2 separate regions of the Homo sapiens genome follow, and region 2 is linked to region 1. Evidence: chromatin contacts called from ENCODE Hi-C or POLR2A ChIA-PET data. All regions are on one chromosome and are shown on one strand. The core of a region is the stretch at or near the end of the contact, and the rest is flanking DNA. Distances in the headings are between cores, read along the strand shown. Region 1 holds the start of LIPK (lipase family member K). Region 2 has its middle 5.3 kb from the start of ACTA2-AS1.

Region 1 (5,498 bases), core at 2,569-5,068:
GAATTTCAGTTTCCATACCTGTAAAATGGAGATTATACACCTACTGTGCAAAGTTTGGGTAACAATTAGAGTTAACAGATAACCTGTCTCAAGACCCTTTTCCCAGTAGCTGTGGCCTCTTAAAGCCCCTACAAAATTTGAAGAAGAGATCTTTGGGCCTTGCAAAATCCTAGGTAATTTCACTTTATCAAAAGCCAAAGCATGTGAGTGTTTTAACTCATCTGAATCATAAAATAAATCATTACGAAGAGTTAACAGTCCTTGGATTAGAATAAACTACCTTTCATTGATTTCAAAGTGCATTTTTGTTTTACATTTTTGTATCTCTACTCAGAATGCTCCTTAAAATTGATGATGTCTTAAAAATATAACTGACATTGCTTTTCTTGTCTAGGAGTATGTAATACAATGGTACATTTTACAAATGAGGACATCTTAGGGTAAAAACATACTGTAATACCTTCCTCAGTTGTTTTCCAATTTACCACCCCCTTCCTAGGAAAATCCACACGCCTTAATGAATTGCTACAGTCATTAGCAAAGGGAGTAAGTTTTGATGTTTGTCTTGTCTGTGGGCCTTGTTTCCCTCTGACTCATAAGCTCTAATATACTCCAGCCATTCAAAATACCAGGTCCACATACATAGGTGCACTTACAAAAGGTCCTCATTGCACACCATTGAAGAATCACATACCCTAAATTCGAGATTTTAAACCTCAGATACAGATAGCCTAGGTCCCTACCAACAGTCTCACAAAAAATGCAAACCTCAGGGGATGGTACTCCAAAGTAATTAACCAAAACAAGAGTAGTTGTTATGCAAATACCAAGGAATTTAATCTCCTTAAGAAAACAATAAATTCCTGGTTCAGACCTAAAGGCACAAATTTTAAAATGTGTGTAGATTACAGACTCAGCTCAGCTCCATTCTAAAAGATGCATTCTCTATAAGACCTCCCTAACACCTGGAATACAAGCAGCTGGGTAAACATCCTGGCCATGCAGTATGGGCAGCATGAGTCAGTTAGAGGGCAAGGTTCTTTCTCTTGATCCGCCCACATACCTTGGGGGTGTTAGAAGCCTTGATGGAAGTAGGAGATGAAGTGTTTCATGGAAAAACACCTACTTCCGCATGATAAGGCAAGGAGAGGGAGTGAAAGAGAAGATGGGCCCTACCCTTCTGCAGGGCCCTAAAGCCACTACCAAGACAGGAGAAGGGAAAGCCCCTTTATTTTGTGTCCTGGGATTGGAGAAATAATTTTTTAAAGACCCTAAAATCATAAATATTACTATACAAGTATGTGTGTAAACAGAGATGGATTTCTGTTCAATGAATTAAATCATAAATGAAAAGAGAAATGGCTAGGCGTGGTGGCTCATGCCTGTAATCCCAGAACTTTGGGAGGCCAAGGCAGGTGGATCACTTGAGGTTAGGAGTTTGAGACCAGCCTGGCCAACATAGTGAAACCCTGTCTCTACCAAACAGAAAAATTAGCCGGGCATGGTGGTGCACACCTGTAGTCCCAGCTACTTGGGAGGCTGAGGCAGAAGAGTCACTTGAGTCCCGGAGGCAGAGGTTGCAGTGAGCTGAGATCGCACCACTGCACTCCAGCCTGGGCCACAGAGCAAAACTACGTTAAAAAAAAAAAAAAAAAAAAACGAAAAAGAAAAGAGAAATGACAGATTGACAGAAATAGACTAGCAAACTGAGTGGGAAATGAATACTCAGCACTGTTGATGGAAGTGCATAGCCTATTTCTGGAATAATCCGGAAATATATAGTAAAATTGATCAACCATATGACCTATGACCAAAAAATTCTCATTCCTAGATGTATGGCATGCACACTATTCCATCGTGGGGCATATAAATGCTGACATATTTAATGGTGCAGAATTTAAGGGAATGAAATTATCGGTCATTGGGGAATAGGACAGTTTAAAGGTGGAGGTTTTACAGTAAGAAGTAACAAACAACATATGCTTAATGCAACATGTTGGATTCTCACAAGCCAGGCCTGCTTTATAGATGTGTGAAATATGCAACTCTAGAGGATTAGAAGGTGTGGTTAGAAGGCCCTCACACTTAGACACTTTGTTGTCATCATCTTTAAATTATTATTCATAAGAAGTCCCATATTTAAAATTTGGCACTGGGCCCCACAAATTATGGAGACAATCCAGTTCACAGGCATAATGTACAGTAAGAAAAGTAGGAAACAATGAGATTTATAATAAAATAATATATGAAAATCTCATATATGCTATATACTTTACAGTGATATGGTCACTCTTTAGGATAAACTAGAGATTGAATGAAAGTAGGGATCAGGGACAAAGGTCAAAATAAATTAAATAAAATTTATAAAAGAATAAACAAAGCAGTAAAGGGTCCTTATATGGATGAATAACCCATTCAGTGTAAAAGTGCCCCAAACTACAATGATTTGGATTTCCTGTGGGTAGGAATGCATTGCAGAAAATGTTTGGCAAAATAGTTCAAGATCAACTATGTAATAATTGAAAATTCCATCGTTTCTTTTCTTTTTTCCCCAAGAATATCTGTGTTTTCTAGTATAGAAATGTTTGTATTTGCTAGCATAGACTAGATTCCAGCAGTTTGTATATTGCCAAAACATGAACTATCTTTCCAGTTGCTATGTTTTATTTCAGAGACTCAAATTGGCATGCCAGTAGAATGTACTACATTTTAAGTGGAATTATACATTAAAAATATAAGAATATAAAACGTTTCTCATAAATCAAGTAAATCTGTAAATAATTAAGTGGTTGAAACTATTATAGTAATGGAAGCAAAGCCAATTCCAACTACAATTTCCAATCAAACTGACTCTAATGGAACCTAATTAGTAACTGACACAATCCAAAGAAACTTGAAGGTATTTAAACTAACCTCATGCCACTAAGTCCTACCTGACTAAAATGCACGTTCTGATACAAGTGTGTTTGCAATTCTTTCCTATGCTCTGCGTGTATATAGACATGTCTGAACCAATGATGAAAATTCAGGAAATAATTCAGGAATACTCTTCCTCTTCAGATTACTTTGAAGCATGGAAAATATTAGTTTTGAGATCATTTTAGAAATTTGGTTGTTTTAATTTACCCAAACTGGACTTGTAATTACCCTTGTAATTTTCGATAATATAAATGCCCACTACTGAAAATAGAGCTCTATGCAGTTCTGGAATTCCAGATTATCTGATTTCAAACTTTCATGGAGTGCAGACACAAGACAGCTTACATGGCAAGAAAGAGATTGGTTGGAGAGTAGAAAAAAAAAGCCAGTTTTGTTTTTGTTTATTTGCCTTTAGCTAGCTAGAGATCTTGAAAGAATTGGATATACTATTTCCTACCAATTCTAATGCCCAATTTACATACCAAGGTAAAAGAAATTCAGAAAAGCCAAAGCAATAATTGACAATGTGGTAGCATTAGAAGTGATGCAGCTGGATGAGGCAGGAGGATGTGGCATTTTACAGAGATGCTCGTATGACTGGGGTCATTTCATCCACCCTTGGTGGAAATTATTTTCTAAGTAGAGAGTCTCAGATTCTGCTGAGAATCTTCCAATTCATCTGACCCTTGAGGCATGGAACATGAGGATTGGCTTGGCAGGAGTGAGAATTTTAGTCTCAATCACATTCTTTTTCATCACTGGCTAAGAACTCACCTAACAAGTTTACCTTAGTAGCATCTGTTATATTTGAAACCATGATTAATCTGCTTCCAGTTGAGAAATTTCTAGTTGCGCCATCTTTTGAGCTGTTTAAAACAGAGCATGTTCCACTGACAGTTGCCTCTGGAAGGATCTGGAATGCACCTGAAGCTCCCAGGACTTGAAGACAGACCTCCAAAGACTTGGATCAGGTAATGACTTTTCATCTATTTGCAGAGCCTGGATCATAGTGTATTAGTGAGACATAGGAAACCTTCAGAGGGACAGAACTTTACATGTTGATGATGAATATTGTATTTTGATTCTATCAGGTTAAGCAAGATACAGCAAGAGTATAATGTGACAACTTCAGATGGAGAGTCTTCTAGGTATGTTATGACAAGTTTTCCCTTTCAGAAAGCTGCAGCATCTAGAAAGCAGACATCACTATATTTGAACCTCAGTGAGAGGAGGTATCACAAGTCTACACTTGGAAAAATCTAGCAATAAATAATTTTATGAACCTCTCTTTTGAGTCTTGCATCTAGGGGTTTGGGAAATAATGTTTGGATAATGTTCTCAAAACCATTTACCATTTTTTAGGAAGCCCTTTATGTTCTCATTCCAATGGCCTTGAGTATGAATATTCTTTTTTATGATCAGGGTCATCTGCAGGGGAATATGAAGCAAAGTGACTGTCAAGAGTGACACAACTGCTTATGAAATCAATCATTTGTGGAGGACACACCATTCTCTTTTTCTGCTGCTTTGTAATAAATAGTTTGACTGGGAGAGGAGTGAAAATGTGGTTCACATTAATGTAGATGATATTTAAGAGTATCATGCTCCTGTCACCCTTTAAATTGCAGACCTGATTGGAAGCTAGAAAGATGAAGATGAGTCAACTGGATGGACTAATATTCCCTCTAGACATAGAGAGATTAAATAATTATTCTTTAATTCTATGTGTCAAAGCCAAACTGTTATTTTTTGTTTGTTTTTACAAAATAGTTATCCTTTGTTTTCTTTTTCTAGAAATAAGAAAGCAGTTTTTACCAGGCTTTCTTTGTGTCTGAAAACAGAAACCAACTCAAATATATAGCACCTTGGCATACTTAGCACTTCAGGCTGTAAATATGAGAGTATGGAACTGAGTTTTGGAATAACAATATGAAGTTAAAGTGCCATTTTACTCTAAAATGACTTGGTTTCATATTCCTTCACTGGACTATCCTGTCTCTCCCTTACTTTGTAAGGACATTGAGGGAAAAATTATTTCCTTCACTGCTCTTCCTTTGTGGTTTATTTTATTTAATTTTTGCCTTTAATTTGAAGGAACAATCTTTCAGACCCTATTTTACCAGGCAGGACAAGTGTTTTGTCCTTCATATTATCGAAGACATGTGAAATATAATGCTCTTTAAATGTTTGTTATTCATTTTTTTCTGCCTTGGCATTTTATTTCCCATTTATCCCAAGACTCTTGTTCTTTTCTGCTTGCCTCTAGGCTTAGAGCACAGAGCTACTGGCCTCTTAACCTATTTGAAAATTCCATCAAAGTTGCCTAGTCTTTCTTCCTGATTCAAATGTGCTAGGTGTTTAATTCTCAAATCTACAATTTTTAGGACTGGATATCCTATTAGGTAAAGATTTCCTTTCATTCACTTGTTAATAGTCTCCTCAGTCTTCCTGATTCATTGTCTTTCACCCTGTGGGTGGGGGAAAAACAGGGAAGCAATTTAAATCTAGTTTCTGACTAACCTGACCACTAATAGTTGTGAGTCACTCTGTTTTGGTAAGAGGTTAAAAGTATTAGAGCT
Region 2 (4,980 bases), core at 450-2,949, 220 kb after region 1:
CTGCTTGTCTAGTTCTCAATTCTGGTATCATGTCACCTGAATTCTGTTCCTGTTCTCATTTATACAGAACCACCTACTATGGGCAAGTCAGTGGCTTGTTTCTGTTTCATGGAATCTTCTAGCTATGGAGAGCTCAGGTATCAGACTTCAGAAGTAGAGCTTGGCTTGCCTTGTGCATGGAGACTTTAGTCTATGGCCACCACTAGTTAAGAGCAGATTAACTCTGCAAGGCTGGCTCCATAGACACCTCACTTTTTCCTGAGTGGTGCTGTCCTCAGTGTCTTAACACTTAAACACACCATGATATTCTGATATGCTTGATCAAAGGAAAATGTTATATTCTTTATTCAAGTAAAAATAATTGTTGGGACAATGGATAGTTGAGAAATGAGTGAGATCCTTTGTATAGAATTAAAAATTATAGTAATACACTAAGAGGATGTAAAATGAGAGTTGTCCGATGAAAAAGCTATGGACATTGAATGGTGCCTAAAGATAGAAAGGACTCAGTTGAGGGCCAAGAACATTTAGCATCTTAGATTTCCAGAAAGACTAGAAAGAGAAGCTATGAGTATGCAAAACCATTATGTCCCTTCTGAATAGCAAACTAGAAGAGAACTCATTTTCACTAAGAAAGTATATTGTATTTCCTAAATAAAGGAGACATTCTTGGCACTTTTTTGTAGGTTTTTTTTTTTTTTTTTTTTTTTTTTTTTTTGCCAAGTACAAACCAAATTAACCAGGATCTCACAGAGTGGGACTGTTGGAGGCGGCAAACCAGAGCCTGACTTTGGCTGGCAGAATGAGGCCCTGGGGCTGTGTCTGAAAGAACCAACAGAAATGTGACCACATCACTAAGTAATGGACTGGTCGTGAGGCAGAGACCCTGTTAACCAACCTGGAGACGCCACTACACACACATGTGCATGAGCACCAGTGTTCATTGGATAAACTATCTATGGAAGGTCTCTTTCACAACAGGCAGACAGCACCTTCTCTTTTTTTGAGACAAGGTCTCACACTGTTGCCCAGGCTGGAGTGTAATGGCATAATCATGGGTCACCGCAGCCTTGATCTCGTAGGCTCAAGCGATCCTCCCATCTCAGCCTCCCGAGTAGCTGGGACTACAGGCACTCACCACCACACCTGGCTATTTTTTTTCTATTTTGTAGAAATGAGGTCTTGCTGTGTTGCTAGGGCAGGAGATCCTTCTTTTGAATATGAATCAGTTCCAAAGCTCCATTTGCCACATCCTAAGGCAAAGATGGTTCTTCATTTCTTTTCAGATTTGTGTTTCTGTAGAAAAAAAAGAAACAATTAAGAACTTCCTTTGATTTTCAGTGCTAGTCAGTTTGCACACAGTGCCTGACACCTCATGTGTATTTGTTATAGGCTGAATTGTGTCCCCCAAATTCATGTGTTGAGGTCCTTAACCCCCCAATACCTCAGAATATGACTGAGTTTGGAGATAGGGCCTTTACACAAATAATTAAGTTAAAATGAGGCTAGTAGAGTGGGCACTAATCCAGTATGAGTTGTGTCCTTATAATTAGAGATTAGGACAGACATACACAGAAGGAAGACCATGGGAAAACAGAAAGAAGACTGCCATCTGCAAGCCAAAGAGAGAGAGATCTCAGAAGAAACCATCCCTGCCAAAACCTAGATCTCAGACTTCCAGCCTCCGGAACTGTGAGAAAATAATTTTCTGTTGTTTAAGCCATCTGGTCTGTGGTATTCTGTTTGGCAGCCCTCACAAACTAATGTAGTATCCGGTAAATATTTGCTGAAGTTGTTTGTTTCCTTTTCTCTTACAGACTGAATTGGAAATGGCTTTCTTTGTTGTCATGCAGGGCAGAAATCATTCTTTCCATAGGCCTTGTCAGTTGTAGAAGAGCAAAGCAGAATGTTTGTGGATTATTCTCAGCTACTCAAATTGTTCCTAGTTTCTTTTTAGTAGGATTTTGCTTGTGGAAATTTGACATTTTATTTGGCGCCACACTGGTTCACTTCTGTTTTCTCCCAATTCATTTCACATTGCAACCACATCAACTGTGTTGGAGACTGTGTTATTACAATGATTTGACCTTAGGTTGAGGTTTCTGTTGCAAAACCAGCTGAGGAGGTCCTAAATGTGGAAAGCAGATGTTTCTCTTCTGGCATGTCTTGCAGAATTATCTGGCAAGAGAATATCTTCTGTGAAAAGAATGCGTGAGAAATGTCATGCATTTGGCAATGATTAAGAAAGAAAGGTAAACCTTCAACTCCTTGTTCTTAAAAGAATTTGGCTTGTTATTTACTGGGAAGACAACTAAGATGCAAAGAGCTTTTCTGCTCTTTGCAACAAATTTCTTAAAATTTGTTTTCTTTTCTACTCTTTTGTTCTTCATAAGGCCAGAATATATTATCTCGGGGAGAGCTGATGAAAACATGACTTAGTGGCTCTTAGAGATTTAGCATACTGATGTCCAAGAAGACGTTGTTGTTTTTTAAACTATCAAAAGGCAGGCCTTCATTTGGACTGCTACAACAAAAATACCATAAACTGGGTGACGTAAACAACACTGTATTTCTGTCACCCAGTTCTGGTGGCTGGAATTTGATATCTGGGTGCCAGCATAGTCCAGTTCTTGATGAGGACTCCCTTCCTTATTTGCAGATGGCTACCTTCTTGCCCTACCCTCAAATGGGGGAGAGAGAAATCATCTCTCATGTCTCTGCTTATAAGGACACAAATACTATCACGAGGGCCTGACCCTACCTTCATGACCTAATTATCTCCCAACGCCCAACGACCCCACCTCCAAATACCATTGCAACGAGGATGAGGTTTCAGCATATTAATGGCGGGGGCACCAATATTTGATCCGTAACTATGCGAGTGCCAACTAGCTAGTTTCTTGTCTTTTTTCAGTGCCATATGGAGGCTCTGCTGTACATCTTCTGAGATCCCATAGTTACTATATTAAAAAGTACCATTCTGATGAGAATGTGAATAGCTTTTATTATATTACCTTTGATCTGGTGTGAAGATGCCTTCAAATAGATTTAAGAAATTACTCATTAAAAGGATATTTTTCAAAAGGAATTGCCAGTTGATTAAATAATACTAGGTATTAAATTTTACCTCATGGAAGAACAAACTTGTTTGACAAAAAAACATTTCTTAATTAAAGCCATATATTTTCATATTAGTAATGTTGCTATATAATTATAATATTTTTAATTTTGTAATGTTTTTATAATTAAAGGACTTAGTAAAATCCATATTCCTGTATATGTTTGAATAACCAGACAGAGAAATGGAAAAGGGAAAGAAAATCCAGGGAAGGGAATATTATTTAGAAAGGAAGCCTGTGATACTCTTAAGGTCTGTCACTACAGCTTGCTGGACTTCAGGATGGGGATAGGAGATGCAGAAGACAAGAGAGGAAAAAACAGAGAAGGACTCTGGGGGAGGGAAGGTAGATTAAGAGCATTGCAGACTGGCTTTATTTAATTTGTTTGTTTGAAGTAAATGCCTTGACATTATCTGGACGACAAGACATTCTAAAACCAAATGGAGATAATTAGATTTTTTTTTCTCAATCAAGGAGCATTACCCGTGCATCTCTATCAGGTAAACAAGAGATGGCAGTGAAAAATTACAGTTGTTTACATGAATTATTCATTGTCTCACTGGGTCCCAGATGTACCAATGGAATGCATGGTGAATTCATATTCTTGAGCCTGAAGAGGAGGTTTAAAAATTCTCCTTTGCACTTTTTCCAAGAGAAAAAGGCATTTACAGATTGATTTAAAAAGAAAAAAAGCTCAATTATGTTTCCTTCTAATATAAAGGCTGACAAGGAAAGCAAAGCAAGCAACTAGAAGACATTTGCTGTGCTCTTGACTTTGGGAAAGACCATGGGCAAATTATATCACTTTTAGGAAATTTAATTTCCTTACCTACAGAAATAAGGCATGTGAATCAACTGATTCAGCAGGCTGTCTTCAGCAATAAAATTTTGTACTTATCAAGGTTCTTTCCAAGGCAGTATGTTTTTTATTTTTAAAAAATAACTTATTGAAGCTCAATTCACATAACTTAAAATTAACCATTTTAATATGAACAATTTAGTGGCATTTAGCACATTCAGTGTTGTGCAACCACCGTCCCTATCTAGTTCCAAAAGATTTCTGTCACTCCAGAGTAAAATCCCTTGTCCACTGTACTAGTCTGTTTTCACCCTGCTGATAAAGACATACCTGAGACTGGGTAATTTATAAAGAAAAAGAGGTTTAATGGACTCACAGTTCCACTTGGCTGGGGAGGTCTCACAATCATGATGGAAGACGAAAGGCGTGTTTTACAGGGCAGCAGAAAAGAGAGAATGAGAGCCAAGTGAAAGCGGTTTCCCCTTATAAAGCATCAGGTCTCGTGAGACTTACTACCACGAGAACAATATGGGGGAACCACCCCCATGATTCAATTATCTCCCATTGGGTCCCTCCCACAACATGTGGGAATTATGGGAGCTACAATTCAAGATGAGATTTGGGTGGGGACACAGCCAAACCATATCACCCACTAAGCAGTTGCTCCCCTTCCCTCCCTCTCCCCCCCAGCTCCTAGCAACTGTCAATCTGCATTCTATATGGATCTATCTATTTTGGATATTTCATACAAGTAGAATTGTACAATATGTGAGCTGTTGTGTCTGGCTTCTTTCACTTAACGTATCATTTTGAAGGTTTATCCATGTTGTAGTATGTATCAGTCCTTTATTCATCTTTATGGATGAATTATGTATATAAATTTATGTATATACCACATTTTGTTTATTCATCCGTTGATGGACATTGATGGACATCCATTGATGGATATTGATGACATTTTGTTTATTCATCCATTAATGGGCACAATAACCAAAAAGACATTTCCTTTTGGTTATTGTGAGTAGTAGTGCTATAAACATGCATGTACATGCATTTGTTTGA

The links. Hi-C counts contacts between places; a loop is a spot of excess contacts on that map. ChIA-PET counts read pairs that join two places held with the same protein, here RNA polymerase II (POLR2A). Pooled maps may share reads with other maps.
Region 2: a pooled map shows a loop between it and region 1 (2.1-fold over the local background). The contact joins the enhancer-like site here to the promoter of LIPK in region 1. A Hi-C loop is called at or near these places in 4 of 37 single-sample maps with no recorded cell type and 3 of 50 pooled maps. POLR2A ChIA-PET finds 5 or more read pairs at or near these places in 2 of 52 experiments (PC-9 and common myeloid progenitor, CD34-positive).

The regions. Positions count from the first base shown.
Region 1 is chr10:88,702,431-88,707,928 of GRCh38, forward strand. It overlaps LIPK (lipase family member K), which reads left to right and starts at 3,819. Exons shown (of 10, transcript NM_001080518.2): 1 at 3,819-3,890. RefSeq lists an enhancer at 399-1,248.
Region 2 is chr10:88,924,937-88,929,916 of GRCh38, forward strand. No RefSeq gene overlaps it. Among named protein-coding and RNA genes, the nearest start is that of ACTA2-AS1, 5.3 kb to the right of the region's middle. Within about 2 kb of position 1,700, at least 2 of the 41 ENCODE cell types and tissues checked have a DNase peak (open chromatin) inside an H3K27ac peak, as active enhancers do.